3 separate regions of the Homo sapiens genome follow, and all the other regions are linked to region 2. Evidence: chromatin loops called from intact Hi-C (ENCODE). Cell type or tissue: GM12878. All regions are shown on one strand.

Region 1 (2,500 bases), 270 kb after region 2:
AAAGTTAAGTTGATCACCAACAGCCAATGATTCAATCAATCATGCCTACCCAATGAAGCTTAAATAGAAACCCAAAAGGGCAGGGTTTGGAGAGCTTTCAAATAGCTGAACACATGGAGGTTCGCAAATGGTGGTACACCCAGGGAGGGCAAGGGAGTTCCTTGCCCCTTCCACATGCCTGGCCCTGTGCACCTCTCTATCTGCATCCTTTGTAATACCCTTTATAATAAACCAGTAGATGTGTTTTCCTAAGTTCTGTGAGCCCTCTAGTAAATTAAATGAACCCAAAGAGGTGGTTGTGGGAACCCCAATTTATAGCAGGTTGGTCAGAAGCACAGGTAGAGCCTCCTGAGACTTGCTGTGAGACTGAGGCCTGAAGATATGGGATCTGACACTCTCTCCAGGTGGTGTCAGCATTGAATTGAAGGCAACCCGAGTGGTGTCTGCTGCAAAATGTCTTGGTGTGGTTGGCGGGGGGCGGGGGGGGGAACTCCCACACGTGTGATTACAAAAGTCTTCTGTGTTGATTGCTGTTGGCTAATAGAAAAAAAAAAACCATTTTGAGTGTGTTTTTTCCACTCATTTGGTAAGGCGGAATGAAGGTTGCACACAGAATTAAGGCTGGTAATCAGTGGGCCTTAAAATAAGGAGAGTATCTGCATTATCCAGATGGGCCCAAAGTAATCACAAGGGTTCTTAAAGGGGAAAGCAGGGACAAAAGAATTAAAACCAGAAAAATGGCACTGTGAGAAAGATTTGCCCAGCCACTGCTGTCTCTGAAGATGCAAAGAGACTAAAAGTGAAGGAATGCAGGCAGCCTCCAGAAGCTGGAAAAGACAAGAAAATTGACCTCCCCTAAGCCTTCAGGGAGAAGGGAAGCCCTGCTAACAGGATGTCAGGTCCATTTTGGGCTCCTGACTTCCAGAATGTAAGATAAGAAATTTGTGTTGTTTTAAGTCACAAAGGTTTTTTTGGTGTTTTTTTTTTTTTTTTTTTTTTGGAGACAGAGTCTCACACTGTTGCCCTGGCTGAAGTGCAGTGGCGTGATCTCAGCTCACTGCAACCTCCACCTTCCAGGTTCAAGCGATTCTCCTGTCTCAGCCTCCTGAGTAGCTGGGATTACAGGTGCACGCCACCATGCCCTGCTAATTTTTGTATTTTTAGTTGAGACAGGGTTTCATCATGTTGGTCAGGCTGGTCTCCATCTCCTGACCTCGTGATCTGCCCGCCTTGGCCTCCCAAAGTGCTGGGATTACAGGCGTTAGCCACCGCGCCCGGCCAGATCTTTTGTTTTTTGTTTGTTTGTTTCATTTTATTTTACAGCAGCAATACAAAACTAATACACAGGTAAAATGAACTGTCTTCATAAGCTTTGTGTAGATTAACCAAGATAACATATATAAAGTACCTAACAGAGAGTGCCTAGTATATAGGAAGCATTTAAATAGCTATTAAGAGTGTTAGTTCTATTAATAGTAGAACACACTTAATAGCACTGAAACCAAATAGTCAGCAGAAAGAACACTGACTCAGTTCTAGAATTTACTCAATGCCATGACATAAGACATCTTACTTTGTCTCTGTAGGACTCAGCTCTCTCATAAAGCAAAATGAGGGGGGACTAGATGACTTCTGAAGTTTCTGCCAGCTCTAAAACTTTACGATTCTAAAATCTAATTTCTTAATGACACATTCACTTATTGCTAATTAACTGATTCAGAAAATCCTATTAAATATAAACAGTAGACAAAGCAGTTTTCATTTTATGTTTCAACATTTTCAATATTTTATATTGCTGAGTTACAGCCTTATAAAGTTGAGTCATGGCATAAAAATCACAAGCCTGCAAGCAAGGAAAAATATCTAAGTCATCCTGCTTTTATTTAATGGCCTTACAGTCAAATTGAAATAATAATAATAATATCTTTTCAAACAGCTCAAAGTATATTCCCACATATTACCTCACTTCTTCTTTTTTAACAGCTTCATTGAGGTATAATTCACATACCATGCAATTTACCCTTTTGAAATATACAATTCCATGGTTTTAGTATATTCAGAGTTGTGCCACAATCACCGCAACTTTAGAACATTTTTATCATCCCAAAATGAAACTCCCTATCCATTAGTAGTCATTCCCCATCTCCCTCCTCTAACCCTCTCAGCTCACAAATCTACTTTCTGTCCCTATGGATTGGCCTACCTTGCACATTTCACATAAATGGAATCATACAACATATAGCCTTTTATGTCTGATCCTTTCACTTAGCATGTTTTGTTATGTTATAGCATGTGTCAGTACTTTATTCCTTTATGCTTTTAATGCTGAATAATATTCCATTGTATGGATGTACCACATTTTGTTTATATATTCATCAGCTGATAGATATCTAGGTTGTTTCCGCTGTTTAGCTATTAGGAATAATGTTACTAGCATTTATGTATAAGTTTTTGTATGTAGGTATGTTTTCATTTCTCTTGCACAGATACCTAGGAGTGA
Region 2 (2,500 bases):
ATCCTGCATATAAATAAATAATAAATAAAGCCGGGTGCGGTGGCTCACCCTGTAATCCCAGCACTTTTGGAGGCCAAGGCAAACAGATCATGAGGTCCGGAGTTCGAGACCAGCCTGGCCGACATAGTGAAACCCTGTCTCTACTAAAAATACAAAAATTAACCAGGCATGGTGGTGCGTGCTTGTAGTCTCAGCTACTTGGGAGGCTGAGGCAGGAGAATTGCTTGAACCCAGGAGGCGGAGGTTGCAGTGAGCTGAGATCACGCCACTGCCCTCTAGCCTAGGCAACAGAGTGAGACTCCATCTCAAATAAATAAATAAATAAATAATAAATTTTAAAATATATACATAAATTTAAAAGACTGCCCAGCCTCAGCCTAGGACCAGCCAGGAGTGCACTGGAAGGGCTATAGGAGCCATCTGCCCGTCCCAGCGACATTCCATGAGACAGGCTGAGCAGGGGTGTGTGGAGTCAGTGGCCTCAGCCAGCTCCACCAGCCACCGTCTGCTGACTATACGGCTTTGGGGAAAGCATCTGATCATCTTAAGCGCTAGTTTCCTCCTTGATAAAATGAGAATCACCGTGGCACCTACTGTGTGGGGCGGCTATGCGGATTAAATGAGATGATATGTGGAGGGCACTTACCCCGGCGTCTGGCACATGGCAAGAGTGCAGTCCATTGCTAACCATGTTTTTTTATTTGTTTTGTCTTGTCTTTTTGTTTTTGTTTGTTTTTGTTTTGAGACGGAGTCTCTCTCTTGTTGCCCAGGCTGGAGCGCAAGGGTACAATCTCAGCTCACCGCAACCTCCGCCTCCCGGGTTCAAGTGATTCTCCTGCCTCAGCCTTCCAAGTAGCTAGGATTACAGGCATGTGCCCCCACGCCCGGCTAATTTTGTAATTTTAGTAGAGATGGGGTTTCTCCATGTTGGTCAGGCTGGTCTCAAACTCCCGGCCTTAGGTGATCCGCCCACCTTGGCTTCCCAAAGTGCTGGGATTACAGGCATGAGCCACCACGCCTGGCAACCGTGTTTGTTATAAAGCTCTTCTTAGAGCCCTGCACTCCTGTGGGCAGTGAGGGGGATACAAAAGGTTAAACCACATCCCTACCTTCAGTGAGCTAGGACTATCCCCAGGAAACAGTTAAACAGTTAAGCAGTGGGTGATTCAATGCAAAAGCAACCGGAGGCAGCACAACTATTTATAATAGCAACGAGCTGGAAGCAACCCCAGTGCCCAGCAATCCTGTAATGACTAAGAAAACCCCAAGACGTTTGCACGGCAGACCACTGCAGAGCCAGTTGAAAACAGGCATGGAGCTGATGTCCATACATGGAAATGTGCCTCAGAAATAAAGGTTTCTAGAAGGAGATCACATAACAACACGTGCACACGATTTCCCAAGATGTGGAAATACATGTAAAGCCTCCCAGAGAGGTCAAAAAAGAACCTGGAGGGATGGAAGGACTTTAAAGTTGGATGCTCATCTGGTGATTGATTTATTTTTCTCCCTGAAAGGTTACCTAAGCACCTAGTATTTTAAAAAGATAATGGTGCAACTAGAAAGTGTTAGGGTTCAGAGAAGAGAGGGAGGTATGGGGTATCCGAGTGCTGAAGAAGGCTTTGCAAAGGTGCCGGTGTCTAAGCAAATATTGAACCACTTGTGGATTTTTTTTTTTTTTTTTTGAGAGGGAATCTTGCTCTGTCACCCAGGCTGGAGTGCAGTGGTGCAATCTGGGCTCACTGCAACCTCTGCCTCCCGGGTTCAAGCAATTCTCCTGCCTCAGCTTCCCAAGTAGCTAAGAGGACAGGCACGCGCCACCACACCCAACTAATTTTTGTATTTTTAGTAGAGACGGGGTTGGCCAGGCTGATCTTGAACTCCTGACCTCAAGTGATCCACCTGCCTTGACCTCCCAAAGTACTGGGATTACAGGCACGAGCCACTGTGCCTGGCCCATTTGTGGATTTGAATAAAAGGGACAGAGTTGTCCCAGTGGGACAGTTTGTGTTCCTCCCCTTCACCAGTCTTTTTTGCTGAAGAAATGAGTTAGGTGCTATTAAAGGCAGCATGAGAAGCAGATGCAGGAAAGAACTGGGCAGCCCATCCTTCTCCTTAGGGCCGAAGGGAGTTGAGGTTAAGTGTTTGTATGTTGGACAGTCGGGCTTGTCTACACCAGCTGGCGGACTTCCTACCAGGCTCTCACCTGGAGGCCTTTCCAGCTATCCTGATTGGCCGTGTCTTTGGGAGAACAGAGGCCCATGTGGTGCTCTCCCGGCTGGAAATTTTGCATCCTTGAAGACCTGTAAGTCTCCACACAGGGTCCCATAGACACCAGGAGGTGAACTAGTGAATCAGAGGAAGTCCCCTGCATCTTGTCTGACCGGTGAAGGCTGCCGACTGTGCCTCAGATCGCCCACACCATGAACGAAATCTCATGGGGATTTCTAGGCTATTGTCTCCCTGGTTTAGTTTATGGGGTAAGTCAACCACTGCTGTG
Region 3 (2,500 bases), 350 kb after region 2:
TTGTCCCGGTGCAGTGGCTCAGAATAATCCCAGCACTTCGGGAGGCTGAAGTGAGTGAATCACTTGAGCCCAGGGTTCCAGACCAGTCTGGCCAATATGGTGAAACCCCGTCTCTACTAAAAATACAAAAATGAGCCCAGCATGGAGGCGCTCAACTGCAATCTGAGCTACACGGGAGGCTGAGACAGGAGAATCACTTGAACCCGAGAGGCGGAGGTTGCAGTGAGCCGAGATGGTGCCACTGCACTCCAGCCTGGGTGACAGAGTGTCTCAAAAAACAAAATAAATAAAATAATGATGTATCTTAAAGATGAAGTTATCGCAGATTTGATGGAATGCAATAGACCCCTCCCCCACTTTAAGGTTGCTCCATATTCTACCATGTGGTATATTCCTTAATTTATGTGCCCTGCCCTCTATTCATGGACATTTGGGTCATTCTGATTTTTCCCAAACATAAACAGCGCTGCAGGAAATCTTTTTGTGCATACATCCTTTCATACTTTTGTGATTTTCCCTTTAGAGTAATAAACCAAGTTTTGATAAGTGTCAGGTTGCAGGCATTTTGAGACGATACACTTTGGTTGGTTGTGCCTGGAGTGCCACCATTTCAGAATGCCAGGGACTAAAACTTTACCAGTCAGTCAGCTGTGGGAGAAGTGACAATATCCTGTGAACACTGAGGGCCTAACAGGAACATGCCCTGCCTGGAAGAGAGTCATCTCTTATTGGAGTAGATTGAAGGGGAAAATTGTGGGCAGGGCAAGACTGACTGTTCATCCATCCATCCATCCATCCATCCATCCATCCATCCATCCATTCCATAATGTTACTCCGTGTAAGCCACTGGGCTAAGTGATGATGTAGAAATCACCCCTGCCCTCTGGAAGATTACTGTACCTTGTAGGCCAGGCTAAGGAGTTTGAACTTTATCTCAAGATGTCTTTCATTTTGTTTTTTAATCCCTAAAGCACTAATTAAAAGGTTTTAAGCAGAGAAGTGTCATAATCAGATTGAGTTTGTCTGAACCAAAATGCTTGACAATTGATAAAGTTGATGGGTGGCAGGAATAGGAGTCCACCTTTTGGAACCATCCGTCTGAAGAGAGGGGATCTTCTCTGAAAGTTACGTTTAGCCAAAGCTTTTGAATCAACTGCACTATATTGAAAAGCATTGCTGAGACCTTGTTAGAAAACAGCTTGGAATCCACAAAGTTTGGGTGCAGCTGACCTGGGTCTGTCAAGCGAGAAAAATGAAACTCCCACATCAACAGCAGAATTCAACTGCCAAGATGTCCCTTATCTTTGTTCTGTGGTTAGCTCAGCCTCAGAACCCCTGGTCCTTGGCCTTGGTATATGCAGTTTCTCTGATTGAGAAGAGAAACTACTAGAAGAAGATGCCTAGATGACTCTTCCTGCTTTTAGCATACCTGACTCAGGCTGATTATTAAGTCTTGGCTGCAATGTCATTTACTCCAGGAAACCACCTAGATTAGGTCAAGAGGTGTTGCCAGGTGCTTCCATGGCTCAGTACATCTGCTGTCACCAATTACTTAGCACATTTTCAGAAAATTGCTTGAAGGGCCACCACCATAAGGTGGTACAGGCCATGCGTTGTTGGGGAGGCACCATTTAGACCACATTCTATGTGAATAATGTCCCCTGAAGTTGGGCAGTGCACAGCCTGCACAACTGTACATTTCCACCTTGACTGCTTATTTTATTTTATTTTTATTTTTTGAGATGGAGTTTCACTCTGTCACCCAGGCTGGAGTGCAGTGGCACCATCTCGGCTCACTGCAACCTCCACCCCTTGGGTTCAAGTGATTCTCCCATCTCAGCCTCCCGAGTAGCTGGGATTACAGGCACCCACCACCACACCTGGCTAATTTTTGTATTTTTTTAAGCAGAGATGGGGTTTCACCATGTTGGCCAGGTTGGTCTCGAACCCCTGATCTCAGGTGATCCGCCTGCCTCGGCCTCCCAAAGTGCTGGGATTACAGGCATGAGCCACCTTGCCCAGCCTGCTTATTTTATTGTATGTCTTCCCCATTAGACTGTCAACTCCAGAAGGAGTGGGACCATATCTTTCTTGCTTATGATTCTATTCCCTATACCTAGCACTATTGCTATAAGTAACTATTAGGTGATTAATATTTTATTTATTTATTTGTTTATTTATATATTTATTTATTTATTTATTTATTTATTTATTTATTTATTTATTGGAGACAGGGTCTTGCTGTTTCACCTAGGCTGGAGTGCAGTGGTGCTATCATAGCTCACTGAAACCTCGTACTCCCGGGCTCAAGCTATCCTCCCGCCTCAGCCTTTCAAGTAGCTGGAACTACAGGTGTGTGTCACCATACCCAGTTAATTAAAAAAATTTTATGTAGAGATGGGGTTTCACTCTGTTGCCCAAGCTGGTCTCAAGCTTCGGGCATCCAGTAATCCTCCCTCCTCAGCCTCCTACAGTGCTGAGATTACAGGTGTGGGCCACC

What was found. Peaks named below come from ENCODE experiments on the same cell type or tissue, not always from the same donor. Only the 100,000 strongest peaks of a DNase experiment are listed, where the experiment ranks them.
Region 1: it touches region 2 in a loop (2.1-fold over the local background); 1 of 110 quality-filtered maps calls a loop at or near these places.
Region 3: a loop joins it to region 2, with 3.0 times the contacts of the local background. A loop is called at or near these places in 1 of 110 quality-filtered maps.

What each region holds. Positions count from the first base shown.
Region 1 is chr10:31,006,300-31,008,799 of GRCh38, forward strand. All of the region lies in intron 1 of ZNF438 (zinc finger protein 438), which reads right to left. Among named protein-coding and RNA genes, the nearest start is that of ZNF438, 24 kb to the right of the region's middle. In GM12878, no CTCF peak of the experiment used is centred here; a DNase peak (open chromatin) is centred at 1,517.
Region 2 is chr10:30,735,788-30,738,287 of GRCh38, forward strand. No RefSeq gene overlaps it. Among named protein-coding and RNA genes, the nearest start is that of LINC02644, 14 kb to the left of the region's middle. RefSeq lists an enhancer at 1,338-1,387. In GM12878, no CTCF peak of the experiment used is centred here; DNase peaks (open chromatin) are centred at 1,204 and 2,434; H3K27ac peaks cover 2,151 bases.
Region 3 is chr10:31,089,712-31,092,211 of GRCh38, forward strand. The region is part of intron 1 of LOC105376481 (a long non-coding RNA gene); the gene reads left to right. Among named protein-coding and RNA genes, the nearest start is that of ZNF438, 59 kb to the left of the region's middle. RefSeq lists an enhancer at 1,456-1,645. In GM12878, no CTCF peak of the experiment used is centred here; a DNase peak (open chromatin) is centred at 1,340.